Linked DNA regions of Mus musculus: region 1 is linked to region 2. A link is a loop called in an ENCODE intact Hi-C map of the cell type or tissue named here. Cell type or tissue: left cerebral cortex. All regions are shown on one strand. Each heading gives the region's core, and the rest is flanking DNA. Links, peaks and the distances in the headings are about the cores only. Region 1 has its middle 18 kb from the start of Pck1. Region 2 holds the start of Rbm38 (RNA binding motif protein 38).

Region 1 (15,725 bases), core at 2,567-10,566, 150 kb after region 2:
CTGTGAAAACCAGAACAGGCCAGTCTGGGAGACAGAGGTGGGTTGGTGGTGACCAGGCATCCAGGGAGCAGGAGGCTGGGCAGTGTTCGGAGGGTACAAAGTTCCTCTGGGAAACATTGCAAGGCAGATTGTTAGGGAAGTTTGTACAGCTTTGTGAATATATTAAAATCCATTAAATCATGCATTTTAATGGGTGGCTTTTATGGTATCTAAATTATAGCTTCATAAAGTTTGTTTTTAAAAAAGAAAAAAAAACATAAACAAGCATTCACTTAACGCACATCAGAGACCAGCTGCCTTCCAAAGAGAGCGCTGGAGAGCAGCATTTGTCACCTGCTGAGAGATATCTGTGTCTCGAAGGAATTCTTCCTAGAAGAAATGGCAAATTTCAAAGCCGTGGAACAGCCACAAGCTTACTTCAGGCTCCCAGGTTCAAGACCACTTAATTCCAGGCCTGTGAGCCTCCTAGGAAGTCATCTCATTAATGGCTGGATAAAAAACTAATGCCAGCTGGGCTTGGTAGTACATGCCTTTAGTCCCAGCACCTGGGAGGCAGAGGCAGGTGTGTATTTCTGTGAGTTCGAGGACAACCTGGGCCACAGAGAGTGTTCCAGGACAGCCAGGGCTACACAGAGAAACCGTGTCTTGAAAAAAACAAAATAAGGAAATAAATAAGTAAATGAATAAATATTTAAGTAATAAAAATGAATGAATGAACAAAAGAAAAGAAAAGAAAAGAAAAGAAAGGAAAGGAGAAAGGAAAAGAAAAGAAAAGAAAAGAAAAGAAAAGAAAAGAAAAGAAAAGAAAAGAAAAGAAAAGAAAAGAAAAGGGAGAAAGAAAGGAGAGAAACTAAGGCCAAAGAAGTCAGGTCCAGCAAAAAGTCCTTTAGCCAGCAGGTGGCAGAGCTGAGACCACCAGGTCTCTCAGGTTCCAGGCACAGACATTGACCAGGTAGGTGTTCCTTCTAAGCGGAGGAAAGAGACCCTAGTCCAGCGCCTAGGACCCTCACCAGTCCTGCCATCAGTAGGAAGCCACAGGGTTAGCCATTGTGCTGCCATTGGGAAGGGCTGGCCTCAGAGTCAGGAGCCTTTCACCATTTGTCCTAGGCCAGAGTCTGCTTCCGACCCTGGAAGAAGACAGGCAGAAGCCTCCAGGCTGCCCTTCCAGGGGCTTGCAGAACCATTTAGGCCTGACGATAAGACACCGGGCTGGCTTTGGGAGAACCCATCAGGGAGGTGGAAAGAAACCTGTTTGGTGTCCCAGAGGCTAGTGAGAGGACAGCATTGGGATCTTGTCACCCAAAGACCTTGGCCACCATGTCAGATGCCATCCCACAGAGTATGGGGCAGCTCTCCAGGGTTGGGCAAAGGTAGGCCCGTGCACTCAGTTTTGCTTATCGACAAGTTCCCTGTCCAGGCTGAGGCTCTGGGTCCTGGTAAGTAGACCTGGGAGCCTGAGTTGCTCAGGACTGACCGGTATGGTCCAGACCGGTTTGGTCCAGTTGGAGTTTCTTGGGTTAAACCCATCCCCTGTGGCTGGCATGCATCCCCTGCCCCATGCCCCATCGTTAATAGAACACTCTATCTCAAGGGTGAACTCAGATCTAGCCGCACGGTGGTCAGAGGCCAGGGCTGTCTGTCTGAAGGGTTGGCGAGGGTTGGAGAAGAGGGAGCCAGGGGCTTCCTGACTCGTTCATACGGCAGTTGCTCCCCTCTTATGTAAAGTGGAGCTGAACGCCATTAGCTGATAGGAGATGAAATTTACATTTTGAATTAACGGGGATCATTGACAATGCTTCTTTCTGACCCCGGGAAATTAAACATCAAGTCAAAGGGAGCAGTGGGCAGGAGAGACAGGGCGCAGTCAAGCATGCCAGATTGGCTTTTTCTTCTTACTGTGTTTTTTCTTCCAACAGGCCGCAGGGGATGAGAGGACTCTGCCGCAAAGTCAGCCGCAGAGAGAGATGGGAAGGCAAGACAGTCATTGTCTCCACCCCCCACCTTGGGCAGAAGCACAATAAATCTACATGGCTGAATTAAATTCTGATCTGTCCGATTTCCCCCGTCGCACCCTCCCTTAATAATGGTTATTTATTGAGCACTTACTGTATGCCAAACACTTAGCTAAGCACTTTATAGATAAAGCAGAAGTGAGTTTGTCTTCTTGATGCCTCCTCACTTCCTGCCGGGGAAGGAGTGTGGTGGGAAAAGTGGAGAAGAGAGTTTTATGAAGCTTGGAGTCATGTTGGAAAGGTTGGCTCATCTTTAGGGTGCAGCACTTGGGAACCTGTGGCCCTAAACCTACTGTCACAAGTCTGCAAAATGATACAGGCTGCCCTGTCTCAGGACCTGTGGACAGTCCCATCCGGGAACACCAGCTCCCTGGCTAGCCTTGGCTAGCTAGCATCTTCACAATTTCTGGGCCTGAGGAGAACTTGAAAACAGCAGCTGGAGTTGAGGGAGAGAGGCGAGAAGGGAACCACACCCTTCTCTGGCTTCTCGGTGAGGATCTTCCTTCTTGAAAAGGATCAAGTCCCCATGTCCTTCTAACTCTCTGCAGAACAGGCATGCTCTGTCACTCAGTCTCTCAACAGCGCCATGGGGTGGGGAGCCCTCCTACTGGTTGTCTTGACTTTGTGGACAAATGGTCTCCCAGAACCTGGGTCAAAATCCGAGTCATCCCTGTGCCCTCAATACCAACCGGGTCAGATGTGGGTAGACCTTGCAGTTTCCTGAGTATAGTACCAGCAGAAGAGACATGTCTCCTGGACTTTCTTGTGCACTAGGGATAGCCATTGCATAGCCATGGAGAAGAGGGCAGTGATGAGAGACCCAGCATCTCCCAGTGCTGATGGAGTTCAGCGGGGCACTGGGCACTGAGTGAAGATGCCTCTGCTGTCCCCAGTCAGTCATGCTTCTCTGCCATGGCAGATAGCCAGGATCAATCCATCACTTTCCAATGAATAGTCAGCAAATGTCCTCTGACTGCCTGCCACTTAGAGTCAGCCCAAGTGCTTAAATGAGCTTATGGGGATTGGCTTTTCTAATGAGTGGGTCCCGCAGGAAGATCCCTCCTTCTCTAGGGGTCATTGACAAACTTCTTGAAGTCCCAACATTTCAAGAGTGACTCACGGTGTGTGTGTGTGTGTGTGTGTGTGTGTGTGTGTAAGACTCACAGGTTCTCACTTCTGTTGCACTCTGAACTGTCTGGTCACTTTTGGGCCACACTCCAGAGTAGGCAACAAAGTCTGTGCAGCTGAAAGTGGGTGTCTCTGGGGTGTGCCTTGTGAATTCATCCAAGCACTTATCCACCCATCTATTCCTTCACTCACCCATCTATCCACATAGCCACTAACTTACCATCCATCTGATCTTCCACCCATCCACCCATCCATCTACCCATCCATCCACCCATCCACCCACCCACCCATCCATCCATTGACTCATCCACCCATTCATCTATTCTTTCACACATTCACCCATCTACTCATCCATCCAACTATCTATCCATCTATCCATACAGGCATACATACATACATAATCTACTCATCTACCCATCCATCCATCCATCCATCCATCCATCCATCCATCCATCCACTCACCCGTCTATCCACATATGTACTAACTTACCATCCATCTATTCTTCCATCCATTCACCCAGCCACTCATCCATCCATCCATCCATCCATCCATCCATCCATCCCTCTAGCCATCCATCAAAACATACACACATACATCTATTCATCTATCCATCCCATTTACCCATCATCCATCCATCCATCCATCCATCCATCCATCCATCCATCCATCCACCAATCTTCCCTCACACCTACCCATCCATCTACCTATCTACTAATCAATATGCCCACATACTCATTCATCTACTCCTCCCACCCACCCACCCACTCATCTATCCATCCATTAACCTAACCACCTACCCGTTCATCCATCTGCCCATCCTACCATCTACCCATTCACATAGCCCTCCACCTACATATTCATCATCCACCTATCCATATAAGCACCAACTCATGCATCTACCTACACATCGTTCAACCTGCCTATTCAGACAGCCAGCTTTCCTTTTTCCCCCTTCTTCCTCCTTCCCTCTCTCCCTGTTGCCTGTTGACTCCTTTCCCTTCTATTTGGTTACCTATGTAGATATTCTCCAACCATCTATGCGTCTAGATGTTCTACATCATCCATGCCTTCACCCTCTTGCCTTCAGTCTCCACTCACTCAATCTCCCTCCATGGACCAGTTATAACCCCTGTGCCTATCCTCAGTCTGCCTTCCACCTTATCACTAAGACAGCAACTGAACCATCATAGCTCTTCCATATGCCATCAGTACATCTGTCACCACTAAAACACAGGCACACAGGGAGCCCAGGAAGAGCTGGGAGCCATGAGGAGCACTCTTGAGTAGTCCATGGGATGACATGGAATTCTAAGATGTTGATGCATGGAACACAGCCTCTGGGTTTGGGGTGCAATGGAGAATCAATGGAGGAGAAGCTGCATCAGTGGTGGCCCACTGGATGGATTGAGGCCTTAAGGACAGGAGAACTGTACTGTGCCCAACCTTACACTGGGGAAGTTGGTGAAAAGCCACCCATATGGCTGACCTAAGCTGTATTCTGTTTGTTAGGGAGTTAGGTTTGTGGGGGTGAGGTGTCCAGAGTAGCCCTCTTCCCTGGCTGCTCTTCTCAAGTTGGAGAGATGAGGTCTGTAGTGACTGTGCATTCAGGCCCAGAAGTCTGGCTTTCCTCTCATTACATCAAGGCTCATGTCCCCAGCTCTAACCTCCAGGGAACCCGGGCAGCCGGAAGTCAGAAGCCAGCTGCTATCAGCATAACTAGTGGCTTGGTGGCCAAGCCAAGTCCCCATGATCAATTTGTAATGGCCATTTTGGAACAAAGAGATGGAGGGAAACAGACACTTCCCAGCCCTGGCCCTTGCCAGGGACAGAGTGGGCCTTTGATGGCTTCACACATAAGTGCCGGCCTGCTGTTAGGCAGAACTTTCCAGCACCCAACAAGTTCCAAGTTAATTTCCAGGGAGGAAATTAGATGAGAACTGGCTTTTAAAACACAGAGAATCTTGTGTTTAAAAACTTGGTTGCCAGGGAAACTCTTTCTCCAGCGATAGCTTTGCCACCGAATGATAAATTAAACCCTAACTGAAGGGTAATTAAGGAGATTGGTGGAGCTGTGGAGAGGCTAAGGCCAGGCAGCTGCAGGAGGTGCCTGAGTCTTTAGGTGTCCCCTCATCCTGGAAATCAGGCCCCTGACTGCAGGGGCTTGAGTGTCCCTCCAAGGGGAGGCTAGCAAGCAAACAGCTGGGTGCCATGTTCAGTGAAAGGCCAGGTACTGCTAGAGGGAACATAAAATGTCATCCTGTTACCCTGTGAGTTGGTGAACTCCAGGAGTCAGTAATAATGACACTGTGAGAGCTGTGTCTTGCACCCCTGCGGTCTGCGTAATGTTGGCAAGCATCAGGCAGGGGCTAAAGCTACTGCGATCTACCAACCTGGGGGAACAAGACAATTTAGCATGGAGAGCATGGTCCCAGCCAGCTAGCAGTCTCTCTGTTCATCCATCTAACCGGCTGTTGGAACATCCATCTACCTACAATCTATCTACCCACTAAGCCAGCCATCTTTTCACTTCCTGGCTCACTCACCCATCTGTCTAGCTGTCTATGTGGCCAAGCACCTGCCACTACCCTACGCACACATGTGCAATTGGGATTCATAGGAGAATGGATGAACGGATGGGAGGATGGATGACTGGGCAATAAATGAATGGGCAGCCAGGTGGAGAGACAGATGAATGGGCAGATAGATGGATGGATGGATGGATGGATGGATGGATGGATGGATGGATGGATAGATAGTGAGACTAATGGGTGGATAGACTGGTGGATAGATGCATGGATAGACAGATGGACAGGTGCAAGAGTGGATGGATGGATGGATGGATGGATGGATGGATGGATGGACGAATGGACGAATGGATAGAATGACTAATGGGTGGGTAGACTGGTGAATGGATGCATGGATGGACAGATGGACAGGTGCAAGAGTGGATGGATGGATGGAGTGACTATTGGGTAGATAGACTGGTGAATGGATGCCTAGATGGACAAATAGATGGGTGCAAGGGTGGATGGACAGGTGGACAGATGGATGGATGAATGGATGGGTGAGTAGGTGGACAGGTGGGTAGATATTTGGCTGCCTGGTGGGATGGCTGGATGGCTAGAGGGATGGGTATGGGCTGAGTGTCCATGGATACCTCCATTTAACTATCTAGTGGTATTCTAAAGCCAATGACTTGCTTTGGTTTCTTAGGGGTCTCTGTTGCCTGTAGATTTCCCAACCACTTTCTCCTTTCATCACAGTTACTTGGGTGTTCTTTCTATCCTCTTTCAATGAGGCTGCAAAGGAGCTCTTAGAGCCATCTGGGAGGAAAGGTTGGACTGTCACCCTCATCTGCAGTGCAGAAGGGAGGGGAGCTGGGCTTCATGGCCCTCTCTACCTGTCTGTACTTCTGCTCCTAAGAGGGACTCATAGGTGATATAGAAAGCCACCATCCCAGGCTGCCCTGTGCCCAGCCCCCAGCACTGTTCCATGGAATAAACACAGCTGGTGCCAGCGTGGTCAGCAGGGGTGAAAGTCCAGGTCAGGAACCTCCTGCTGATTCCGGATGGTGAGACTTTATCCCTTGTGACATCTGGCCTACTTCTTCTATCCCTTTTCAGGAATTGTTCACTGGAATTCACCATCTTTCACCTCTATCCAAGCCCCCCCCACCCCCACCCCCTGCTCTCATAACCAAATCTGTGGTTGGAGATAGGGTCTGTATGCTCAGCCAACTCAGGGACAGCTTCTTCAGAGGCAGCCCAAATCAGTGTTCTGGCTGGAACAGGGCTTGTGGACCTTATTTTGTACTGGAGGAAACTGAGGCCCACAGTGGTGAGGTTGGGCCTTGTGGAAGGGCTGGTGACATCCAGGGTTTGGAGGCTCTTCTAAGCTTGTCTTCTGAACCCTCCTCACAGGCAAACGTGGGGACCAATGCTCAGGGTCTTTTGAGGGCCAAATGGAGAAGTGGGCCATGTTGAGTGACTCCAGGGATTGTCTCCCTATTCCTCTCTCTGATCCCCAGCTCATGGTCCAGGGCCCTGAGACGTGTGGGAGCCCAGTACTGAGGACACTTAAGACAGGCTGCTCCCTAGAAGGCCACAGAAACCCAGTGTCCTGCTGACCACTAGGGGGACCTCTCACCTCCACCCAGTCACAGTCCCTTCTCTTTCAGGCTTGACCAGTGTTGGTGACTAGGCACAGGCTAGCCCATCCTATTTTAGCTGAATGGTAGGTGAGGGGCTCTGGGACCAAGTGGCCCAGGATTTCTTTTGGGGTCCCTGTCCAAGGGATGAACTAGAGTGGGTTCTCAAGTCTAGAATGAAAACGGAGTTTACATTTATGTCCTGGCAAATCCCCACAAACCCCCAACCCATTGAGGGCACCCCAGAGCCAGGCTTTCAAAGAGCCCCTTCCCACAGATCCAGGGTACATTTGCTTCTACATTATATCCATCCCTCCATGCCCCTCCACTCATGTTGGCAGCAATGCTAACTGCACTAACCTGTATTCTGGCACACAGCCCCACTCCCTGCCTTAGACCCTACCTAGATAAACAGAGGGAACTGGGTTATGCATGCCCTCTCCTTGTCAGATAGGGAAACTGAGTCTCAGAGTTTGAGCAAGGTGGCCTCAGGGCTCATGTGACTTGCTCTCACTTGAAACAAACAACCAGGGAGAGTCATCCAAGGTCGCCAGAGCCGCCACTGCAGCAAGACACCACAGTGTTGTGACTTCTGGTCAGGTCCCGACACGACGCGCCGCGGGGAGGGCGGAGGGCTGAGGGCTGCGGCGGGAGGGCGGCACGACGCGCCGCGGGGAGGGCGGCGGGCTGAGGGCCGGAGGGGCCTCTTTAATTCATGAGCTGCTGGCAGAGGCCCCGTCTAGGGGAAGATTGATGGCCGGCTGGAGGGAGCGGTGGGTGGACTCATAAAACTGTCGGCAGCGACCATAAATCAGATGAATATTCAAGATGCGGCTTCGCCTCCAAGCAATTCCCCAGCCCTGCCGAAGCAAGATGGATCACTGCAGGAAGGTGCGCGGTGGCCTCAGAAGCCCTTGGCTCCCTCCCTCCCCAGAGTGAGGTACTCTGGACACCCAGAACTTCTGTTTCTGCCTAGAAACTCAGGAATCCGCAGAGAGGAAGAGCCAATTGCAGACCCCAGACCAAGGCAGATCCCCCTGGGCACACACTTGTGACAGTACAATCCATCTCTGTAAGACACAAATATCAACTGCAAAGGACTCTGTAGGGTGAGGGATGAGGGTAGGCAACAGAAAACAGCCCCCTCTCAGATCCAGGCCTAGAACATTCCATGCCCTGAGAGTGACCGACATCTCCGAGCCAAGCAGTGTTGGGCTTTCATGTTCTGGACAGTGGATGCACGTGGGGCTGGGACCTCAGAGCAAACTCAATTCCACCTCCACCCCAACCGCCACTCCACCCCTGCAACCGCCAAGCTCCCTCCATGTGACCACACTGACTTCTCCTTCTCATGGCTCTGTCTCTTTGGACTTGTTTAGGGAAAGGCTAATGGGAGTCTGAGCTAGTCTTTCTAGAATGTTCTCTTGAGCCAATAAATCTAAATGAGATGCTGGGAGGTGGGTTATGAGGAACTTCTGGGTACAGCCTAGAGTCCAAGCCCCTCCTAGCTCCTACCCAAATCTCTATGAGCCAAGGGGCCTCTGTTCATGTCTTCACCAATTGCAGGTGCTGGCTGTTTTAATGGCTTGTGGTCAGATGGTATCTTGAGGGAGAATTGCGTACTCTGCAGAACTCATACAGCCTCCTGAGCCCCCAAGCTGATCAGAATGAGCTCCACAGGGCTGCAGTGGGGCCTGAGACTATGAAGGCTGAGACTCAGACAGACCCTCTCCAAGCTTCCTGTGCCTGTCACTACATTGGGGTGCAATCCCTCTTCCCACCAGCCAAAGGACTGTGTGACCAGCACTGTCTGCCTCTCTGTTGTCATCTTAGGCTGCTGTCCTCAGGGCCTTTGCACTGGCTATTCCTATTGCCTGGACTTCATCTGAATGCAGATGTCTGCCCCTTGACTTTGGTGGCAGCCAACCTACATGGGTCAGGTGCTGGGAGCATTGCCATGGCAATCCCTTCATGACTCTCAAGCATGGCCATCAAGAAACAGACTCAACAAAGTATGGCACTTGCTCCAGGGCACAGCTGGGGACAGGGAAGAGGCCTGTCTCAGAGGAAGACTGTGGACCTATGCCCCCTTTGGAGTGGCCCAGAGTCTGCCCAGGGAGGAAGCTTCTGCTCTGGGTCAAGGGGATGTGAGATGCAATGTTCACACCTGAGGAACTGCATTCTTCCAGCTGAGCAAAAGGGAAGTGCTGGGCCCACTCACTTCCCTGTTTGTAGTGCTTCTTTCCCAACGCTGGGCTCCTTGCAAACCATGGCACAAGCCAGCTTAGAGTGGTAGCTCACAGTGGGCCTTGCCCCAGTGAGGAAAGAATCAAATGAGCATCACCATGGCAACCAGCTGTCAACCTAGGGGCTTAGCAACCAAGGTCAGGGCCCCTTCCCCACGGGGCTGCCTTCTCTCCCCCAAGCCAAGGAAGCTAATATCTCCATGGAAGGGTAGAGGCTGTTGCCAGAGACTCTTGTGGGCCCTGACAGTCGTTCTGATTTCTCTTGCAAACACTGAAGGCATAAACCCCCTAAACACCCCCTCTAAAGCTGTTTCCCCCTCACCCCCCCCCCCTCAAGAGGTAAAAGTTTCTTGTTCTAAACTTCAGAAGAGCCTTAGCAACCTGGGCACGTCCTGGGCAGACAAGTGCGTCATGGAAAACTTGGAGCTTGCTGATTGGCTGGTCTCTGCTGCAGCGATGCGAGTCCCTGAACACTCAGGAAAACAACATAATGTATTCCTGTCTGCAGCTCCGAGCAGAAGCTCATTTCGTGTCTTGTGTTTCCATTTCCCGAGGATTAATAAGTGTGGAGGGGACGCGGGCTTCGTGCCGAATATTTATTTAGTCAATATACACATCAATTTAGCAAATTAGAGATTGCAAGCCATTTCTGAGCACGGCTGTAAAAATAATAGCTGTGCTTTAACTGGTAATGGATTCGGGGGAGGATGGCCGCTACGTGCTTGGCACTGAATAAGGACACAGAAGTTTAGTTTGTCGAACTTCACAAAAAGCCTGAGTCACTGTGGGTGTTTGTGAAGGAGAAGATAGCTAGATTCCGGAGACAAAGCCAAGGAATGGGCTCAGGGTCTCTGAGGAGACCAGCAGGGTCCTGACACCCAGTGGGAGGGGACAAAGAGGGTCTTAAGATACCATAGGAGGGGACAAGGAGGCTCCTGAGCCACAGTAGGAGGGAAGAGGAGGGTTCTTAGAAAGAATGGGAGGGAGCAAGGAGGGTCCTGGGGCATAGTGGGAGGGGAGAGGAGGTTCCTGGGAGGGGACAGGAGGGTCCTGAGATACAGTGGGAGGAGAGAGGAGGTTCCTGGGAGGGGACAGGAGGGTCCTGAGATACAGTGGGAGGGTAGGGAAGGGTCCTAGGATACAGTGGGAGGAGACAAAGATGGTTCTGAGACCCAGTGGGAGGAGCGAGGAGAGTCTACGCCGCCCCCATAGCTGTGTGGGCAGGCTTTGGAGATTCTGGCTCTGTTAGATGTGGTGGTTTGTTCTCTAAGATAAGGCATTCACAGCCGCCTCCCCCTCCCCCCCGCAGCTGTGACAATCCCAAAATGCCCCCAGACCTAGGCTCCGTTGGAGTCTCTCTCAGTTGGGGTGTATGAAGGAGGGGAGAGTCTCCGGGCTGTATGTTTTGTTTATGGAGGCCCCACCTGCGAGCTAGATCTGCAACCTGCAGAACATCTTACAGTGCAGTCAATGCTCCTTGGTCATAGGTGGGAACCTGGAGGCTCAGAGCACCCTACTGAGCTAGGGACTGTGAGCTTCCCCCTCCCTGGTCCCTGGGAGGATCTTCTCCTCCTGTCCTCTCAAGTGTCCCTTCCTCTGAGCCCCCTTCCCCTGGCCTGGGCTGGTCACCTTCATGATCCATGTTCCTTCATCCCTTCTGAGTTCTCCACAGGCCTTGCTTGGCCTGACCCAGACTGCATTCTTGTCTATTGAAGAAGAACCTACCCAGCCCCTGCCTCTGCACTGATGAACCAAAGACTTCCAAACTGGTCCTGGTCAGTCAGCAAGCAGCAGGCAGAGATGCCAGCTGCCCACACTATGTATCAGGCCCATATCTTTTGGGGGGGGGGGTAGAATCCTTACTCTTTAACTTCTAAGCACATGAACTTGTGCCCAAGTGGTGACCAGCAAGGCAAAAGTGGAGGAGTCATGTGTGTTATTTTCCAGAAAAATTTCTTCCACATCTACTTCTCTTTCCTGGCACCTGGGAAGGGGACTTGATGGCTGGAGCACCAGCAGCAACATTGGATTATGAAGTAGAAATATTGTATTAAGTATAGAGGAGCTTAAGGGAGAGGGGATCTGGTCTTTAGTGATTTTTAGGTGTCTTGCAGAGTCTGAGCTTCCTTCCTCTGGGATTTTATTATTCAGAGGTGAAATAGATTATTTGGTTTAAGCTACTTAGGATGGTTAGTTTTAGCCATCAACTTGGCACAACCTGGGAAGTCTTCATAAAAGATTATCTAGATAAGGTTGAGAATGTATGTAGGGGAATTGCCTTGATTGCTAACTGATGCAGGAAAACACATCCCACTGTGGGTGGCACCATCCCCTAGGCTGGTGTCCTGAGCTTTGTGACAATGGAGAAATCTAGCAGAGAACAAGCAAGAGAGGAAGCATAAAGTCATTTCTCCTGCTCCTAATGATGGGTGTGGTGTGCTGAGCTGCTCTAAGTTCCTGCCTTGACTTCCCCACAGTGATGAACTGCAAACTGAATTTGTAAACTGAAGTAAAGCTCTTTACCCTCTAAGTTGGTTTTTGTCAGAGCGTTTTATCACACCAACGGAAATGGGACAGGACAGAAGTTGGTACTGAGGAAGTGGGGCTACTGCTGTAATTAGTCTGAATTTTTAAAGAAGCTTTGTTTATTTGTATGTGCATGGGGCACATTACCTACATGTATGTTTATGCACCATGTGTGTGCAGTACATGGGGCAGCCAGAAGAGGGCGCCATATCCTCTAGAACTGGAGTTAAAGATGTCTGTTAACTTTCACAGAGGTGCTGAGAACTGAACCCAGTTCTTCTGCAAGAGCGGCAAGCTCTCTTAACCATCTCTCCAGCCCCACATATATTTTTTGAGGGGAGGAACATGGAAGACTTAGGGGTGGAAAAGCCACGGGATTCTGTGGGCAGGAAGTTTAATGGCCCTTTCTGTGGAGCCACGGCAGACAGGAGTACTGACTGTGTTGTACACAGGGGAAGCCCAGCTTACAAGGTTTCAGAGAGGAATGAAGCTGGAGGCCATTTGTGTGATGTTTTAGCTAAGATCTGTGTGTGCCAATCATCTGGGGCTGAAAAGGTAGCTGTGATCATATCATCAAGGAGATTAGAACCAGTGAGGTGAAACTTTGGGTGTTTTGTCTGGATAATAGGATCCAACCAGTCTCTATGTATCCATGCATCCACCCACCCACCCACCTACCCATCATCCATCCATCGTCTACCCATCCATTAATAATCTATTCATCCACTAATTCATCCATCCATCCATCCACCCACCCATACATTCATCTACCTGCCCATCTATTCACTCACTCATCCATCCATCCATCCATCCATCCATCCATCCATCCATCCATCCATGCATCCACCCACCCACCCATCCACTTATCTATCCATCCATCCCTATTTCAGTGTCCATATTGCCTCCACCCTACAAGAGGTGAGTGCTCTTGGCGGCTGGAGATGGGTGGTCGCCCAGGCACATTTGTAGCTGGGTTAAAACAGGGGATCACACCTGGAGGTTCTGAAAGGGAGGGATGAAAGGAGGGGTGAGTGCCAGGGCACAAGTGTGTGTGATGGGAGTGGGGGGTGGGGTTGGAAAAATGACCTCACTTTAGGCTCAGGAAGGTCTTTCTTTTTGTTTTTAGAGTCAGGGTCTCACTCAGTAGCTCATGCTGGCTCTCTATGCACCTGCCCCTGGCTCTGATGCACAAGCCACCTAGTCCGACTCAAAGTGCTAGAATTACAGGTAGGCACCGCCAGTTCTGGCTCTAGGAGAGTGCTCTTGATCAAGGGACATGGTGCAGAGCCTGGACCTAGGGAATAATGTGATGCTAGAATCATACCCCAGGCAGAGGGACCATTGGTATAGACCCATGCCTTTCCCGGTGTGAGCGCTGCTGTCACACCCACTTGTAAACACTCTGTCTCCATTGTTGCTCTTAGCCTCAATGGTTGGTGGCCAAAACAGGACCTGTCACCTAGTCCTGGGACACTGAGCCTGCTCCTGCTGCTTTGCAAACACAGGTGGCTTCTCAGACCCCTCACAGCTGCCAAGGACACGGGCAGACCCTCAGTTCTGCTGAAGCAACTTTTGCCTCCAAATTAACCATGCTGCATCCTGTGTCTTGTTCCCAGTGCCCCGAGGAGCATGAAACTGCAGGCCTACCACTTCCCCTTTCCTCTTAGCTCCCCGTCTTTGTTGAGACTTCCCAGGATCCTCTCTCGTGTTCACGACAGAAATGTTGAGTTTGCCCACTGAAGCCTCTTACAGACCCTGAGAAGGGAGAACTGTCAACCCCTAATTTGCAGGCGTAGAGAAGCCAAGTCGGGGATCAAGGATACACAGGAAGTGGTAGAATCAGGGTTTGACCCCAAACAGTCTAGTTCCCTAACCTATGCTGCAACTATTTGTGACCCTGGTTTCTGACTGAAGTCAGAGAGGGGCTCGGTGTGCACAGGCCAGCAGAAGGAGTAGCAACTGGTGGAGACCCGAGCTAGGGTAGCTTGGGAAACCCAGCAAAGCTGGGAAGGAAACCTGGGGCTGGGCTTAGGGTCTCCCTGCAGGACAGGGCTGATCTGCAGATGAAGGGTTTGGTATTTGTAAGGCATGGGGGAAGACAGCAGGGATGGCTGTGCTGCAGAAAGGGACTTAGGGGTGATAGGGCCAACTCAGACCACACGGTGAAGGCTCTACCCACAGATTTGGAGATGGGCAGAAAGCTGGGTAAGAAGGGTTCTTAGCCTTTGCTGCCAGTGGCCCAGGTTCCAGTAGGAGATCTCTGGGGTGCATATAGAGCCGTGGTTCAGCGCCTCTGTGGGCGCCTTGAATCTTCCAGAACAAAGATCTTTCTTGAGGACCATCTGCTCTGCAGCATAAAGCCCGCCCTGGAGACTTCAGAGAGGGGTGTACGTGCCAGAGTCCAGCATCTAGCTCCTGGCCCGTGAAAGGGTGGAATTCTGCCCAGAACTTATGCTCCAAGCAGGGACAATCTGGTTGGGGCCAGTCCTAACTGGGCGATATCCTGTGCTCAGAGAATAACAAATTCCCTGAGAGTTTTGAAGACCTAGGGCTGAACTCTGAAGACACATTTCAGCTTTGCAGCAAGCTGCCCATGTTGCAGAATCTCCTGGGAGAGCCGCCTGTTGGCTGTCCTGGATACAACTGTGGGTGTCCACACTGGTAAGCGGACTTATCCTTATGTTCTGATTAAGATACATGAGCTGCTATTGTTATCATCATCATTGGTAAGTTTACTATGTAGCCCTGGCTCAGCTGGTACTAACTCTGCAGCCCAGACGTTGATCTTACAGTGATCCTCTTGCTCCAGCCTCCCGAATGCCAGAATCAGAGGGATGTGCCGCCATGCCTGGCTTCAAGTGATCTGATTACACTTTTAACGCCTGTTACAGGTGGAGGAGTGGTCAGGAACACTGGCCGTCCTTCTAGAAGACCGGGACTTGGTTTCCAGCACTCACATGGCAGCTCACTATCTTCTGTAATGCCAGTTCCAGGAGATCTGTCACCCTCTTCTGGCTTTTGCAAGCCCCAGGCATGCAAATGGTGCACATAAAACGAAATATACAAAACCCATAATATAAAATAAAATAGGCAAAACACATAATATAATATAAATAAAATTATAAAATAAAATATGCAAAGCCCATAATATAATATAAAATATGCAAAACCCATAGTATAATATAAAATATGCAGAACCCATAATATAATATAAATAAAATTATAAATAAAATATGAAAAACCCATAATATAATATAAAATATGCAAAACCCACAATATAAAATAAAAATATTTTTTAAAAAGTAATTTCGTGGACGGAGGGCACCACTCATGCACCCATACAAGTCACCCTCAGTCCTATGTCTTGACCAGCATAGGCAGTGGAGAGAGAGGTGGGGTGACGTCTGAGGCAGGAAGGAGTGAGGAGAGGCTGCAGGCTGGAGACAGAGAAAGATGGACACCAGGGTCAGGAGGGGCAGGTTTCCTGTTGCCTGAGCACAGGGTGGGTGCCCATGAGTGACCAGTGTGGAGAGATGCGTCCCTGCTGTGGTGCACAGGCGTGTGAGTCTTGGGGTGGCCGGTGGGGAAGCTGGTGTGAGGTACCTCAGGAAGCAACTAAGCTTGTGTTAACTGATTATAGTCCATAGGGCTATTCTGCGCATAGG
Region 2 (15,725 bases), core at 656-8,655:
GTCTGGCAGACAACTCGGTTTAGATGGGCAGGGAATGAGGGCTCTCTTTCCAGAGGTGTCTCAGCTCCTCTCACGGAGACTCTTGGCCTCCATGACGGTGAGAGGAGTAAGCGGTAATGCCCAAGCCCTTGAGTGTGTGGCAGTTGGTAACGAGCCACAGGAGCGGAATATAGGAGCTTCTTGCGCTCAGACCCATGGGTGTGGTGGGAGAAGGGCCTTGTCTTCCCCAACCAGAGTTCAAGGGACCCAGAATCATTGTGTGTATGGTACACACACACACACACACCAGCACTCTCAGCTGCACCGGTGCCTTGGAGGACACAAGAAGCGAGAGGCTGCATGCCAGTATGCAGCTGTCACCAACATGGTGACATGGTGTTTGCCTCCATGCTGTGATACAATGCACCCACCAGTTGTCTCCATAATAACGCACTAGTATGACAGCACACACGTGCCTACATCATACATGTAATGAAGTTAATATTCATTTTTATGAACTAGGAATAGTAACATGAAATAATACAATGTGAGATTAATATTAATGTAGCAACTGAATTTAATTTTTTGAGACAAGGTCTCACGTAGCCAAAGCTCATCTTGAGCTTGACGTGCAGGGGCATGCAGGGATCAGAAGAGGATGCTGGTCCCCTGGAGGAGCACCACACTTGAGATGCAGTGCTGGGGCTTGAACTCAGGACTTCATGGATGCTAGGCAAGTGTTCTACCCACTCACTGAACCAGTCCCAGTCCTCAACAGCTGTGGTTTAAATATGATTGTTCCCTTTGCATGCAAAAACATTTGTCTGAGTCTTTAAGCCATGACTCTGAGAAAGTTCCTCCAGTCTCTGCGGATGGCTACAGGCTCCAGGGCCTAGGAGGACCTGTGAGGGTACACTAGTTGGCAGGATACAAATTCACAAGTTGTTGCTCCTAATGCGGATGAGAATAAGTTAGATGCTCTCTCAGAGCAACCCCAAACCATCTGCAAAATCCTAGAGACATTAGCGCCTAGAGACAGTCCAGTGGTTAGTGGGAAATGCCACCAACAGAAGATGAGTTACCCTGCTATGACTCGAGGGGACAGGAGGGACAGATAGGGTCAGGCTTTGCCTCCTCCTGAAAGTCTAAGCTCTGAAGCTCAAGGGCACCACATGGTAGTTTGCTATTTTACTCCAGGACTCTGGCAGGCAGGTTGGCTGAGTTTGGGACAGGTAGGTGGCGTGCAGCTAGGACTATTCTGACTGTCCTCTGGGGAGGAGATTGTAAACTGGTGTCCCACGCCATGGGCCTGAATACTCAAACTTCACACCTGTTCACGTACTTCGATCCCCCCAACCCCAGAGCAGAAGACAGCACTGCAACCAACCAATCTATCCACCAGTCACTGGAGGCTTGACAGCGCAAGAAACGGGGCTGAGATCCAAGTCCAGGCTGACCCCAGTCCGTGCCACAGCCGCTGAGGGGCTGTGGGGAGAAGGGCTGGAACCAGTCCCAGGGGCCCTGACTTCCATACCCAGGACAGAGCACCACCCCTGACCTCCATCCCACGATGCAGTAACACCCCTGACCTCTGCCTGCAGGTACAGCAGCATATCCTACCCGACTCCCACCCCTACCAAGCTGTGACTATAAAGGGTGTCTCTGTGTTTAGTTAAATCAGAACAATTGTATCTTGCCCTTTGCCTCATGGTCACAAGATGTCTTCAGAGCTCCAGACATCTGCTACAAACTCAGGACAGAAAGAATGCTATGGTTTGGCTGAGGAATAGCTCAGTTGACAGAGAGCTTGCCTCATATGCTCAGAGAACTTGGTCCCCAGTACCATGTAAATCAAGTGTGATGATGCAACTCCTGCAAACCCAGTAAAAGGATGGGAGCTCAAGGTCACCCTTAGCTACTAGCAAAGTTGAGGGTAGCCTGGGCTACACAAGATCCTGTCTTAACAAAAAAAGTATAGAAAAAGAAAAAATGATTGCCAAGGTCTAGTATTGCCTGGTACTCGATCTCACCAGTCAGGAAGTGGAGAGCTCCACAGGGGCCCTGACAGACTTCACTGGGGACTCCCTGGCCACAGACGGTTGGAAAAGTAACTGCATCCTCCAACCTCGCCTGTCACAGGGCTCCGGAGAGGAAGAAGGTTGTGGGACAGGGTGTTATCTGTCGACTCCAGGGTAGCAAGGTTTCACAACAGGTTTTCATGTCCACTGTCTTGGCACCTGATGCCACCCACATCCTGCCTGAGGTGCCTGAAAAGCAGCAGCAGAGATTCACAGTCAGGCTGTCTCTAGAACAGTGTGTGACGGGTTTTTCCTCTTTGTTTGTTTGTTTGTTTTACAGTTTTGTTGGTGGTGGTGGTGGTGATGAAACAGAGCTGTGTGTGTGTGTACACATTTGAATGCAGGTCAGAGGACAACTTTGTCCAGTCAGTTCTCTTCTATCTTTATCTCTATTCTGGGGATTGAACTTGGGTGTCTAGGCTTCCAGTTAAGCACATTTGACTCCCTGAGTCACCTTGCAGACTCCTAGCTCCAGAAAGGTTTTCAAAAAACCGGCTTGCTCCAAGATGCTATCTCTCACTTCCTTATGGTGTAATCTCTGGTTCCTCGGTCCCCTTGCTGGGTCTCTGGCATTTATTTAGCTTTTGCTGGCTCCCGGGGCAGGATTTCCCGCACTAAAACGGGATCCTCCACAGCACGGGCCAGCGTTGAGAGCATCACAGGGGTGGTAAGAGCTGATGGTAGTTTCAGGCTTGTGCCAAGAGCTCCGCCCAGAGGTGCTGACCCTGTGAGAGTTATAATTATCCCCTAGTGGCAGGAGGGTTCCAGGGACTGGCCAGCCCCAGTCCCGCCCCTTGTCCTTCTCAGAGCCAGCTAGCTAGGCAGCCTGTCTATGCCCACACCATCAAGGTTCCTGACGACTGGCCTTGCCAGCTGGGGAGTGGGGCAGCCCAAGCCTGAAGCCTGATGGGTTCTGAGCTTGAGAGAAGTTTCTTTTTGTCAGGTGAGGTTGGCCCAGCACAAACAGGTTTAGACAAAGTTTAATCAACTGATAGTCAGAACAGCTGGGTTATAGCCAGCAGCACCCCACTCTAGCCCAGAGGATGAGGTGTCAAGGGTTTCCCCCCAACTCCTGAGTTCAAATCCTGACTCTGCCCAATCTGGCTGTTTTGTCCTGGACCGTGCACCTACCTCTCTGGGATTCTGTCTTCCCAGACCTCACAGCAGGGGACCAGGGCAGCTTCTGAACGAGACTGGGAGGATGAAGTGGGGTCTCAGAGTTGGATTGGCTCAGGATCCTCTGTGGATGAGCCTCCGTCCACCCCACCTGAGAACCAGGCTGACGAGAATGGTATAAGGCTGCCTCTGGTTAAGTCATCTATCTAGGGAACTCCTCAGTGAGCCAGCACCGCAAAGGCCAGATGAAGTTCATGTTTAGTGATGCTAGAGGCAGTTGCCAGTACTCAAGAAATACCACTGAGCCAAGCTCAGGGGGCAATAGCAGCACGTGGGAGGCTGAGGCAGGAGGACAGGAAGTTAGAGGTTGGCCTGGGCTGTATAAAGAGACCCTGAGTGAGAGGTGGCAGGGAGGCGGGGATTCGTTAGTAACTGCAGCTGTCACTTCTGGGCCTTTTGCAGTCACCCTTCCCTCTCCCCACTGGCCGCGCTTGCTTTCTTGCCCTCTTTGTCCCCTCCTAAGTGCCCACCTGGGCAACTGTGCCTAGCGGGCGTGCTTTTTATGCAGACTTCTGCAACTGCACGGTTCGGGAATGAAAGCTTGGCGAGTGATTGCTTCCCATTCATAGCAACCCTGGCCCGGAGTCGCGGCCGTTAGGGCATAAGTGTTCAGAGCAAGGCGAATCCACACGCATGGGAGGGAGGTGGAGAGCCTGGACAGGTGCAAAAGTGGGTGATACGGAAAACCCAAAGAGTCAGGGGGAAGCTACGAACAGGGACGGCCATCCCACAGCCATAGTTTCAAACTCGCAGGTTTAGCCAGCCCCCCGGGGTCACGCCCGTGCGCCGCGTTCTCGCATGTTCGGAGGTCCCCTCCCCCTCCTCCCGCCCAGCACGTGCCTGCAGCGTCCGCCCAGCGAGCTTCTTGGGGCGGGGCCCTAGGGAAGCGGAGGGGCGTGGCTGGGCGGTGGCAGGGGCGGTGCTGGGACTTGTAGGCGAGGAGCCCTGAAGCTAAAACAGTCTTTGCCACCAGCTGCGCTATGCCACACTGGGGAAACTGAGGCCCCAGGAAGGAATCGAGGTGGCTCAAGACTTCAGGGCCAGGAAGTCTCGACGCTTTAGGAATAAGTAAAAAAAAAAAACAAAAACAAAAACAAAACACACTTCAACGAGTTTTCAAAAGGCGCTTCTTTAAGGGGTCTTTGGTCTGGAGCCCCCTCCTCTTTACGTTCCACCAGGGATTCACTCAACAGACGCCTCTCTTGCTAATCCCTACGCTACGCCTTGAGCAACACTTGCTAGAGAGCTCCGTCAGCAGCAGAAGACCTTAGACCAGAAAGAAGCCCCGGTTGGGTAGGGTCTGGGGAGAACAAGCCTTACAGCAAAGGAAACTTGAAGCGAGGAAGGTAAAGCCAAGAGAGTGAGGCGCTGGGCAGGGGTATCCCCAGCAGGCTCGGAGTTCTGCTCTGTGTGAAGGGGACTAGACTGACTGGGGCTGAACCTGCCCAGAGGCTGCCTGCCTTACTGTCCGCCTTGACCAGTGGGGCCAGGCCAGTTTTAGCCCCACTAAAAGCTGTAGGTCTTCAGGTCCCAGTGTGATAACCAGGAATGGGGACATGAGGGACGCAGGATCAGGGCTGCTTCCTGGCCCGGAGGCTAAAGCATCGTGCCTGCTTCTGTGCTGAAATTCCCATTTTCTTCTTTCTATTTTATGGTTTCCCATCATACAGGCTAGCTTCTGACTTTCTGTGTAGCAGGGTATGGACCCGGAACCCTCCCACCCTCCCAACTCCTCAGTATTAGGATCACCGGTGTATTCCACTCGGCTGTTTGAAATTTCTGTCTCTAACAAGGGCCCCACGTTTGCATTTGCGCTGGTGGGGAAGAGTTCTGCAGACTGGCATCATGGTCCCAGCCTTGGCCCACGTTCTACACAGGCCATGTCATGCCTTCTGCTTGTTCTCCTGCTAAGGGTGACCCCACAGGCGGTCCCATGTCAGTGACATGGGAGCCCAGCCGCCTTTGTTCTTCCTCACAGTAGAAAGTAGAAAGTAGAAAGCTCTTAGCTTTCTACAAGACTGTAAAAGGTGTATTCACTATCGATTAGCCCTCATTTTCACAGACTACCTAGTGTCCCGGGGTATGCCATTGTTGAAGTCCCAGCAGAGAATCCCTGACACCACAGGACCGCCAAAGTACGTGTGATGTATTATGGTGTGCGTGTGAATTATTTTTATAAACATGGCAAATTCACTTTGCCCTTTATTTTTATTTTTTATTTTTTGGAGACAGGGTATGATTTAGTCCAGCTGGCCTCAAACTTAGTATATAGCCAAGGGTGGCCTTGAACTGACTCTCTTTCTTGAGTGTTGGGTTTACAGGTGTGTGTCACCAGCCAGGTTTTTGTGATGGGGAGATCAAACCACAAGGGTTCGCGAATGAGTAGCTGAGGCACTCCTTCGGACCTTTTTTTTTTTTTTTTTCGGACCTTTTAACAAGTACGTTTGCACCCCTAGTCGCTCGGGTGTAAACCACTGAATCAAGCAACGCTTGGAATATACCGGACCGTGCGCCCCGCGAGACAGACAAGCTGATACCGGCGAGCACCTAGGGGCTAAGTCACCTCATTCGCCGGACCCGCGTCCTGGCACGCGGGACGTACTTAGAACTACAATTCCCGGCGGCCCCCGCTTCCAAAGGCGTGTCTTAAACGAGAGGGGCGTGACCGCGGGGCGTGGCCGGCTACAAAGGCGGCCGGCAGCTCGCAGGGCGCGGAGTAGACGCTTCGCGGCGGACGGAGAAGCGGCGCGGGACAGCGTGGGGAACTCGGATTCGGCCTGGGACACCCCCGCATGCGCCGGCCGGCTCGGTAGCGGCGGCCCCGATGCTGCTGCAGCCCGCGTGCTCCCCGAGTGTGTTTCCGCGGCCGTCCGCCGCCCCCAGCGCCATGCACGGCTCACAGAAGGACACCACGTTCACCAAGATCTTCGTGGGCGGCCTGCCCTACCACACCACCGACGCATCGCTCAGAAAGTACTTCGAGGGCTTCGGAGACATCGAGGAGGCCGTGGTCATCACCGACCGCCAGACCGGCAAGTCCCGCGGCTACGGCTTCGTGAGTGCCCGCGGCGCGCGCACCTGCCGCCGCCCCTCCCCCACCGCCTCCCAGACCCGCCGCGCGCAGCCGGGACTCCGGGGCTTCCCGGGGCCGTCGGCCCTTCCCCCACACTTTCCAGCTGCCCCAAAGAAGCGTAAGCTGTTAGCGCCAGCGACTTGAAGACGGTTTCCCACTTCCTTCCACTCTAGTGTCCCCAAACTAATTCTCTGAGAAAGTTAACGGTACTTACTGATGGCCTGGACAGCGGGGGGGTGGGGAGGACTCCCCTTGAGGTTCCCTTTACTCCACTTCCTAGGGGATTGTCGCTGTCCTTGAAGGCACTCCGCACTTGAACTTTGGGGAAGGAGCTGCAGCCCTGGAGGCAGAGAAGACAGTGCCCCAAGGGTCCTAAATACCAGATACTCTTCTGGGAGGAAAGACCCAGAGATGGCCCGATGCCCGGGCAAAACCCCCTTCCCTTCTCTGCCTTGTTTTCCTCAGCCAGCCACCAAAGCCCCTGACCCTCTGTGTTCCTGCAGGTGACCATGGCAGATCGGGCAGCGGCTGATAGGGCTTGCAAAGACCCTAACCCTATCATCGATGGTCGCAAGGCCAATGTGAACCTGGCCTACCTGGGTGCCAAGCCTAGGAGCTTACAGACGGGTAAGAGCTTTGAGTTTTCTTTCCAGCCCTCCTTGTTTCTATATTCAGCTTTGGTATCTGTCTGATGGAAAAACGCTGCCCCCGCTCCCCCTTTGTCCCCGAGTGGCAGCCAGCAATCATGTGCCTGCAGAGGCAGCCCAGGGCAACCACCCCTGGCTTGGGAGCTTGCTCCTCTTTCTCGGCAGTTTATGGTCCCAGGGATAATGATTTTTTTTTTCCAAAGTCTCCTACTCTTGGGGAGGGAAGAAGTCAGATGCCGACCAGGCAGGGGATCATCCCGAAAAGCTGGTACAGCCTGTGGACTTAATGTGCTTTGACCAGGAGAGTGGCGCGTGTTATTTGCCCTCCCTGTGTGTGGCCCTGGGACCTTACCCATGCAGTGTGCTGTTCCTAACTGCTCTCTTGTTTTAGGCTTTGCTGTTGGTGTGCAGCAACTACACCCCACCTTGATCCAGCGCACCTACGGGTGAGTGGCTGTAGCTGGCTGTGGGTGGGAAGGAAGGCCTTGAGGTGGGACAGCTGTGGACCTCTCAGCTCTTCTCAGGGCTGGGGAATGGCTGTTTTCAGAAATTAGATTGTGTATTGGGGGTGTGGAGGGAGAGATAAGACCCACTGCATTTCTCTAACCCAGAGGGGAGCACATGTCTTCGAGCCTGGTGTGTACCTTGCCCCCAGTTATGCGACACCTCCTCAGCCAGGTGTCACATGGGCATCCACTTCCTCACCTGTGCAGTGAATGAATGTGGGGACAGCTTTTCTAACTCTCTCGAGTTGGGGAGTTTGGCACACACCTAGTGCGGGCAGCTCTTCTGAAGTGTATGTTAAGGCTGGACCTGGTGGGCTGGGCTCTTCCTGGAGTGCTCTCTGATGTGGGCAGATGCCACGAAGGTAGCTACTGTGGGTCTGTACCAGCTGAGGTTTGATGTTTGTGAATGGCATAGTAGGTGACTGCCACTGGTTGGCTTTTTGTGTGAGTCACTTGCTCTGTATCCCCCTCCTTCTATCTTGAAAAGACTGATAGGCCTGGTAGCTACTTAGGGAAGGACTTGCACAGTTAAAGAGACACAAAAGTTGGACCCTGGTACTTGGTCTGTTTGTTCAGTGTAGACTAGCTGTGAATGAGCCGGTGGGTGGGGACTCTGACACGGACCCTACCTTCTGCAGTGGCAATCTTGTCAAATCCTGGCTGCTGGGTTTTGTGTCCCAGGTTGGGGGGTGGGTAGAGTGGGGTGTCTGTTGGGGCTGGAGCTGAACTTGGCCAGCACAGTGGGTCAGATGACTGGAGAGGGTGCTGCTTGCTGTCTCTAAATGTGCTTGTCCCGTAGGGTGGCACCAGGATTCTTCACAGTCATCCTTGGGGACTGATGGGAGTTGAGCAGGAGCTGTCGATGGGGAACTATGGTTTAGGCCCCAGCCTGTGTTTCCTGCCATGGGGTTCTCCTGGGGAAGTTCTTGGGGTGCTACTGTGACAGATTGTTCCAGATCGCATTTCCCCTGGGATCTGTTTCCTATGTGTAATGGCTGCCTGGACAGAGTGTGGGAACATCCCAGCCTTGGAAACTTCGTATTAGCTTCTCCCTGCTGGCTGTGAGGAGAGTGCTTGCTCTCCAGTAGCTCGCTCGTCTCCTGCTCGCTCTTCTCCTGGGGCTGAGCTTCAGGCTGGTGCTGGGCTGCGCTGAGCTATGTACAGACGGACTGGAACAGGGCCTCCCACTGGCTCAGACGCATAGTTACTGCCTCAGGGACACTAGTGCTTGGCCTCTGTGACCCCTCAGATCTGGGTTCACAGGTCTAATCTGTTACTCTGACTAGACCCTCTTTAACTTGCCTTTTCTTACCTGGAAAATGGGGGACAGCATGCTCTAGTCTCCAGGGAAAGGCTCTCCTCAGAGAGCTAGTGACTTAGGAGTGAGGTTTGAACTCACAGCCACACATGTTGTCTTTGGGGTTGGAAAGTTTCCAGAAGCCCTGGTACTCGGGCGAATCTGACATTGGTCCACAGTGATTTGTAACTAGATTAGGGGGCTGGTCATCTAACACTGATTACACAGTGGCCTTACAGTGTTGGTTGGGTTGCCAAGGAGTGTAGTCACATATGGACAGACAGGTGGGCACGAGGGACTGGCCAGCCTACATTGCCAGTGAACCTTGGGTTCCTCTGAGGAACATCCCACCTCCTGAGCTTGCCAGGCTCTGGGGAGCCCGGGTGGTGTGGTCAGGCCTTGCTGCCTGGGCCAGTTGCTATTAATGGCCAGCTGGGAGGCAGAGCTGAGCTGTCAGCAGGCAAGCCCCCTTTGTTTTTATAAACAATCTGGCCTGCCCGGCTGGCCTGACTCAGCGGTTGGTTTTGTCAGTCAGCCTGGGGCTGCCCTGGCTGAGGGCCTGGTGGGAGCTGGAACCCTGGCAGCTCAGAGCCTGCAGGCACCTGGCTGTACATTTTCCTCGGCCTTTGACATGCTGAAGACCCCACAGCCCACCTGTAGGCCAAACCACTGGGCCTCCTCTGTCTGTCAAGACCACCCCTCAGCTTAGAAAGACGCTGAAAGAATAGCCAGCTTTGTGCTTGCCCGAGTCCTCACCTGCTTGCGGAATGCCTGCTTGTGGAATAGGCCCTGTTGGTTGTACAGCCTGTGCTTGTCCGTCATGTAACTGTGTCTGGTGAAGTCTCAGCCATGGCAATAGCTTTTCCCAGCCTCCAGGCCCATCTGGTAATCTCTCATGGGGATAGGTGACCCGGGGCCTTCTGGCAAGGGGGTCTCTGCCAGCCCTGGGGCACAGTGATGCGGGTGAGAAGGGAGGACTGCACAGTGGAGATGGGTAAGCGTTGATTGGGTTTGTCCTGGCCTCCCAGGGTCAAGGGTGTTTATCCACTCTCAGCCTAAGACTCATGGGAGCTGAGGTTTGTCTCCAGCCTGGCAGCCATTGGAGTCTCTCCTGGCCTTTTACTCCAGAAGGCTGCTCTCTGCTCTTAGGGAGAACCTTGCTGTGGCAAGATGCCTGCTTACTCCCATCTCACTTTCTCCTCATGTTGGAGTCAGGTCCTGAGGTCTGAGCTCAGGTCATGGTCCCCAGGTGCTGGGTAACAGGCTACACCTCTGCAGAGTAGAGATGTGACCGGGCCACATTAAGGACTAATTGATCGTGGAGTATGGAACATGTTGATCCCAAGGCCGTGGAAAGTTGTGTGTGGGGTTTGTGCTGGGTGTTCCTATGACAGGCCCAGCAGCAAGCTTTGCTGGCCTAAGCTTGGAGCCACATAGATGAGTGGCCTGCCCTCTACCGAGGGCCACTCAGGCCTATCCCTCTCTTCCTAGACCCTCATGGGGACACTTCTTGGATGACTGTGTTGTCTCTGAGACCAACACTATCCAGGGATCCTCTCCTTGGCTTGGGCTTTCCTGCAGGCATTGTTTTAGAGAGTGTGTTCTCTGTGGGATGGACCTGGTACACACATGGAGGTGTCTGTCCTGATGCCACGTCATGAGGAGGCCTATGCCTATGCATGAGGATTGAGGAGAGGAGTTGGGGAGGAGTCTGTCCCCCAGAGACTGGAGGCGGGGTGGTGGTGGTGAGAATGTGTGTGTTGCCTCAGATGCTCTGGGTGAAATGGCCATTCCCACCCCAGGGCCCAGTGTGGCAAGGACTACATGGTTAAACAGGGTGCCTCTGGGCTGCTCCTCGGGGAAGTGGCCAGAGCTTTGTTGAATCTGACCGGCTAGGCTAGTTGTGCCACACACAGGCACCGGTATAAGCAAGTGCCATAGTGTCTAGGTCCCATAAGGGCCCCACACTGTACCAGACATTTCCTGCACAGGCACATGGAGTGGGGTGAGGCTGGGGGAAGGGCATTGTTTCTGTGCCTTCAGAGAGGGAAGGTTGGGGGAGGGACATTGCTCCTGTGCCTTCAGAGAGAGTTACTAGTTTCACTGAGCACAGTGAAAAGTGAGGCCTCTGTGGGGCAGGTGTGTGACACACTGTCTCAGGAGGCCTGTCTAGGGCTGCTGGCAGGCACATGGCCAGACCCAGAGCAGCAGGTGTGAGCACTCTCACCCCAGCACCTGAGGGGTGTCTTAGGGGTGGCCCTGCTTGCTCCCCCATCATAGCTTCCTGTTTGGCAGGCTGTCTGAAGGCAAGCGTGGGCTGTGTCTTGTCTGACCCTCCCAGAGGGCGTGTAGCTTATGCTGCCGCACCTGTTGTTTGTCCCTGTCTGCTGTGATAGAAGCTAGCCTCTGGCGCCCTTAGGTTCCTCTCAGAGTTCAGTTATGGCCAGGTGCCTGAGGGGCCTATTCTGAAGCCTCAGGCTGAGGGGCCATGGCTCGTATGTTTTAGTCCATGGCATGGACTGGCCTTTGGTGGATCTTGGCCCAGGAGTTTAGACATCCCTTGGGACAGTGGCCTTGCTCCCTGCCCAGCCCTCCTTTGGCTCCATGTCAGCTGGGAATGCACAGGGAATCTGCAGAGTCAGGCCAGAGACCCCAGCTCTGCTGCTGTGACCACAGTGCCCCCCCTCCCCCACCAGGAGGCTTGCAGCAAGGTGCAACAGGACTCAGGATGGTAAAGAGCTGTTGGAAGGACTGTGGGTGATGTGAGGGCAGGGACCAAAGCCCAGTGACAGACAGCCATCCCACTCTGGAGGAGCTGAGCTAAGGTGAAAACTGGTCTGTCTTGATTTTCTTTCTTTCTGAGACAGATCTTGGTATGTAGCCCAGGTTGGTCTTGAGCCTGCACTGAGCCTCCTTCAGCCTCTTTAAGTGCTGGGATCAAAGGCGTGTGTGCGCCATCACTTTCTGTTTCCTTTCTAAGATGGTCTTAGAGCCCAGCAGACCCTCCACTCCCTGGTTCTCCTGCCTCCGCTCTCGCTTTCTCTGGAGGTGGTTCTTGAACACAGCCTTTTGCACGCTGGACAGACGAGCTTCTCCATCCCTGGCTACAGAGCAATCCCCCTGCTTCCTGAGGGCTAGACTTTGGACTTGTTTGAGGGTGTCCCTCTAGTGCTGAGTTGAGCCAGAAGGCCTTTTCTTGGGACAGCAGCCATCCAGCCTGAGACAGTGGAACTGCCTGGACCCCTAGCCCTGGGGAGGAGGGCTGAGATGCCAGAGTAGATAATGGATGGCCTTGGCCTTGGAGGAGGCCATCATAGAGGACAACTTTGAAAGTAGCGGTGGAGTTTAGGCAGGTTCAGGTGGGTGGGCCTGCTGCTCCCAGCTGCCTCCCACAGTAGCCTGTCCTCACCCTGTCTTCATTCACCTGCCAACACTCACCAGCTGTCACCAGAGAACCTGGTGCCCCCATCACAGGACATTCCCAGGAGGCCTGCCAGGCTAGCTCACTCTCTGTCTCTGTCTCTCTCTCTCTCACACACACAACCCACACACTACCACTTCACCCCAAGGCCAGGGCTGCTGGTAGGCTGCCAGGTTGCCTCCAGCATCGTGGTATAAGGCCCCCAGGGAGAAGAAAAAGTGAAATGGGCTCATTTGCCTTTTTCATTTTTATTTTCAGCAGTGGCTTTGTGTTCGGGAAGTGGCCCCCTGGGCTGCAGCCAATGAATTTTTTTTTTTTTTCCTGAGTTTGGCTACTCACAGGGCCAGGGCCTCTACTGACTGCTCACTGTCAGTTCCAGTAGTAGCCATGGTGGGGAGACAGATGTCTCAAGTGTCACTGCAGAGTTCCCACCCCTCTTCTGGGCAGCCAGGAGCCCAGGGGATGTGCCTGTGGTATCTTAGTTTACTGGTTGAGAAACTGAGACCAGGGAAAGCTCAAATGGGCGGTGGAATCTGGACCCCAAATCTCTTGGAGGCTGAGTGAGCCAGGAGCTCTTGGCTGCTCATTTGCCACCCTGATCTGGACTTGGTGTAAGGAGAGGCCACCTATTCCACCACTCCCAGTGGGTTAGATCTCACGGCACAGCTGTCAGCCCTGGCCAGCACCCATAGCAAACCACTGTGGGTACATCCCTTCAGGCTGTGGTGGCTTGGGTGCTACCCAGAACCGAGGACCAGTGGGAAATGGAACCTCAGTCACCCTTCCCTGGTCTCACATGAGTCTCCCTGGCAGAAGGGAACTCTAGGATTTAGACTCCTTTGGTGGTCTCTGGCCTGGGAACTCTGTTCTGTTGCTGCTACAGAGCCCTGGGCTTATTGTCCTGGGGCCACCCTGGCTTGAGAAAGGGCAAAAGGTTCCCTGAATAGAGTGAGGAAATGGAACCCTGGTTGTGATGAGGAGACACTGGCTTCTGCTCTCATCCGAGGCCTGGGTGGGACTGAGCCTGACAAGGCTGATGGCAGAGCCCCCTGAGCTGGGAGTGGCAGCTACCCTGGAGTTTGTGGGTCACCCAGCCTTTATATTCTAGCCCCCAAGACTTGGGTGTGGAAGGTGTCCACTTGGCCTTCGCCAGGCCCCAATGCTGCTAAGGGTTTGGGTTCCCACAGGGCCATGATAAGGACATTCTAGGGCTGAACCAGGCAGCTGTTAGTGGACTAAGGACAGCAGGTCAGATTACCTGTTGGGATCTTGACAAGCAGAATCCAGCCTTCTGTCTCATCACACTGACTGGTGTCTAAGCCTGCTGCCCTCTCTGCTCTCTCATGGCTGGGCCTTCTGGCTTGCCCCGGGTGCTCAGGTATCCACAAAGGCTTGTGCTGGACCCTTGGAGATCCCACATACAAGCAAGCTCTGCACCGTTGGTCATATAGGTATACACAGAGTAAAAGATGGGGTAGTTTTGTATGGAAAAGAAAAGCAGGGTCAAGAGGCCCCTCAGGATGGTGTTAGGGGGAGAAACCTTTAGGCTGTGTGCCACAGGTGCCAACACTTGGGAGTGGGTATAGTCTAGGGTAACAGTCATTCAGGTTGAGAGTCAAGTGGAGAGGTAGGTGTGGGCTGCCATGTAGGGAAGCACAGGAGCAATGTGGATTTGCTGCCAGGTCCAGTAGGAAGGTGCTAGAAAGTTCTGGTACCTGGATTGATGCAGTCTTGAAATCTACAGAGATGCTTCGAAGCAGTCTGTGAGAGGCTCAGTGAGCTAGGCGAGTGAGTCAGGGGGCCCAGAAGGCTGGAAGGAGGGAGAACAAGGCAGCATTGGAGCATTTTCAGGTGGGTGGGCACACTGAGACACAGGGACATTGAGTCCTGCAGAGCCCTGTGTCGCTGATGTGTGGTGGGTCAAGAGGCTGAAGCCCTTGCTGGGCTGGGCATGATGAAGGTCAAATGTCAAGTGGTGGCTGGCATTCTTACCTCTCTGAGTCTGAATGAGCAGCACTAGGAAAGTCTCTGAACATTGTGCGCACGGGCACATGCACACAGCAGTTCCAGGTTTCTTCAGGCAGGTAGAGTTGGGGCTTGCAGTAGTGTGCAGCCTGGGACCAGGGCCAGCTTTGGACAGGGCACAGGGCTAGGACTCAGGTGGGTTTTGAAGTGCAGGCTGTGACTGTACAGAGTGTTCTCTGGTGTGCAGGCCCCTTTCCCAGCTGCTGCTGCCACCATTGGCCTGAGGACCTGTGGTAGCCATAGTGTGTGGTCTTTGCTGCCCCTCAAGTAGTAGTGTAGCCTTTCAGGGAGCGTGCTCTGCACTGCACTGCATGTGGCACTGGAAGCTGGATATTCTGTGTTCTGTTCTCTGCTGGTTCCATTCTGCAAAAGTGTCCGTACATGACGGTTTAGAGCCACGTTCCATTGCAGCGTGCCATAGGTGGGGGATTTAGTGGGCCACTCAAGACTCTGAGCCTTCCTGCCTGTCCTATGTCTTGGGATGACACCTGGCCAGGACCTCAGAGATGGTACATGTGATTAGGCAGGCGTGGGTGACACTCAGCGTTCAGGGCATACAGGAAGCCAGGCTCTGCTTGCATGGGACTGTGAGCTGGCCTTGCAAGGAGCCTCAGTGTTAGCAAACTCCACCCCTAGAGGTATTGGGTAAAGGTGTGTCTCCCTCCCTCTTACTCATGTTTAGGGAAGTTCAGGGCATGGCACTCCCAAAGTCTCGAACTGCTGAATGCTTCTGGGTCTTAGGGCTGCGGGTGGGGGGACCCCTCCCCCTCACACACACACAGGCACACACGTGCACTCACTCACACCCAGGTAGGGGCACCAAGATAGTCTGCGCTGCTCTGGGAAGGCCTCCAACCCAGCGAGGCCCGTGTTGTGACTGTGGGCAGGGCGTAGGCAGCAGCAGCACTCTAGCACAGCTCTGCTTTCAGGAGGGTCAGGCTTGTGAGGAGAGCAGGGAGTGGCCCTGGCCCCAGACGTAGGCAGGGGGGTCTTGGGTGCTGTGGAGTCTGCTGCTGTGCAGGTTTTGGGGATCTCGTGGGCCAGTGGTGCTGGAGAGGAGGAGTCTGTCACAGTCCTGCCTGGGCTCCTCCCTGTAGTTCCCTCAGACCCTACTTTCCTACAGTGTCCCCTGAGCTCTGGTTTCTGTCCTTCAGAGCCCAGCCATGTGTCTGTTGATGGCTGTGTGCTGGCCTGAATGTGAGAAGGTACCATGCAGCTCAGAGATAGTGCTTGCATCCACATCAGTGCCGTTTCAATGAAGGGAGTACCACAGCCAGCCAAGGAGGGCGCGCACCTACTGGGGCTCCTGCTGCAAGCTGTTTGACCTGCAAGTTGCAGTCAGTGCCCGTGGATGTATAGGATGCTAATCACTGCTGTTGCAGTGTCCGGGCAACACCTGGCCAGCTGCCTGTGCACTTTGAAAATGGAGAGGGGAGTTGTGAGGGTGATGGACACAGCCGTGTCAGGGGTGCCTCCTTGCCTGCAGCCCAGCCTTGCCTCTGTACCTTTGGTAAATGTGCTGT

What was found. Hi-C counts contacts between places; a loop is a spot of excess contacts. Peaks named below come from ENCODE experiments on the same cell type or tissue, not always from the same donor. Only the 100,000 strongest peaks of a DNase experiment are listed, where the experiment ranks them.
Region 1: it touches region 2 in a loop (2.7-fold over the local background); 3 of 42 quality-filtered maps call a loop at or near these places.

The regions. Positions count from the first base shown.
Region 1 is chr2:173,163,640-173,179,364 of GRCm38, forward strand. No RefSeq gene overlaps it. Among named protein-coding and RNA genes, the nearest start is that of Pck1, 18 kb to the left of the region's middle. In left cerebral cortex, for the core only: a CTCF peak has its summit at 7,270 (motif pointing right); DNase peaks (open chromatin) are centred at 5,051, 5,678, 7,302, 8,082 and 4 more places; H3K4me3 peaks cover 527 bases; H3K27ac peaks cover 4,273 bases.
Region 2 is chr2:173,015,983-173,031,707 of GRCm38, forward strand. Rbm38 (RNA binding motif protein 38) reads left to right here and starts at 5,920. Exons shown (of 4, transcript NM_019547.2): 1 at 5,920-6,288; 2 at 6,810-6,933; 3 at 7,345-7,399. The coding sequence starts at 6,058. In left cerebral cortex, for the core only: no CTCF peak of the experiment used is centred there; DNase peaks (open chromatin) are centred at 4,113, 5,892 and 6,566; H3K4me3 peaks cover 1,986 bases; H3K27ac peaks cover 333 bases.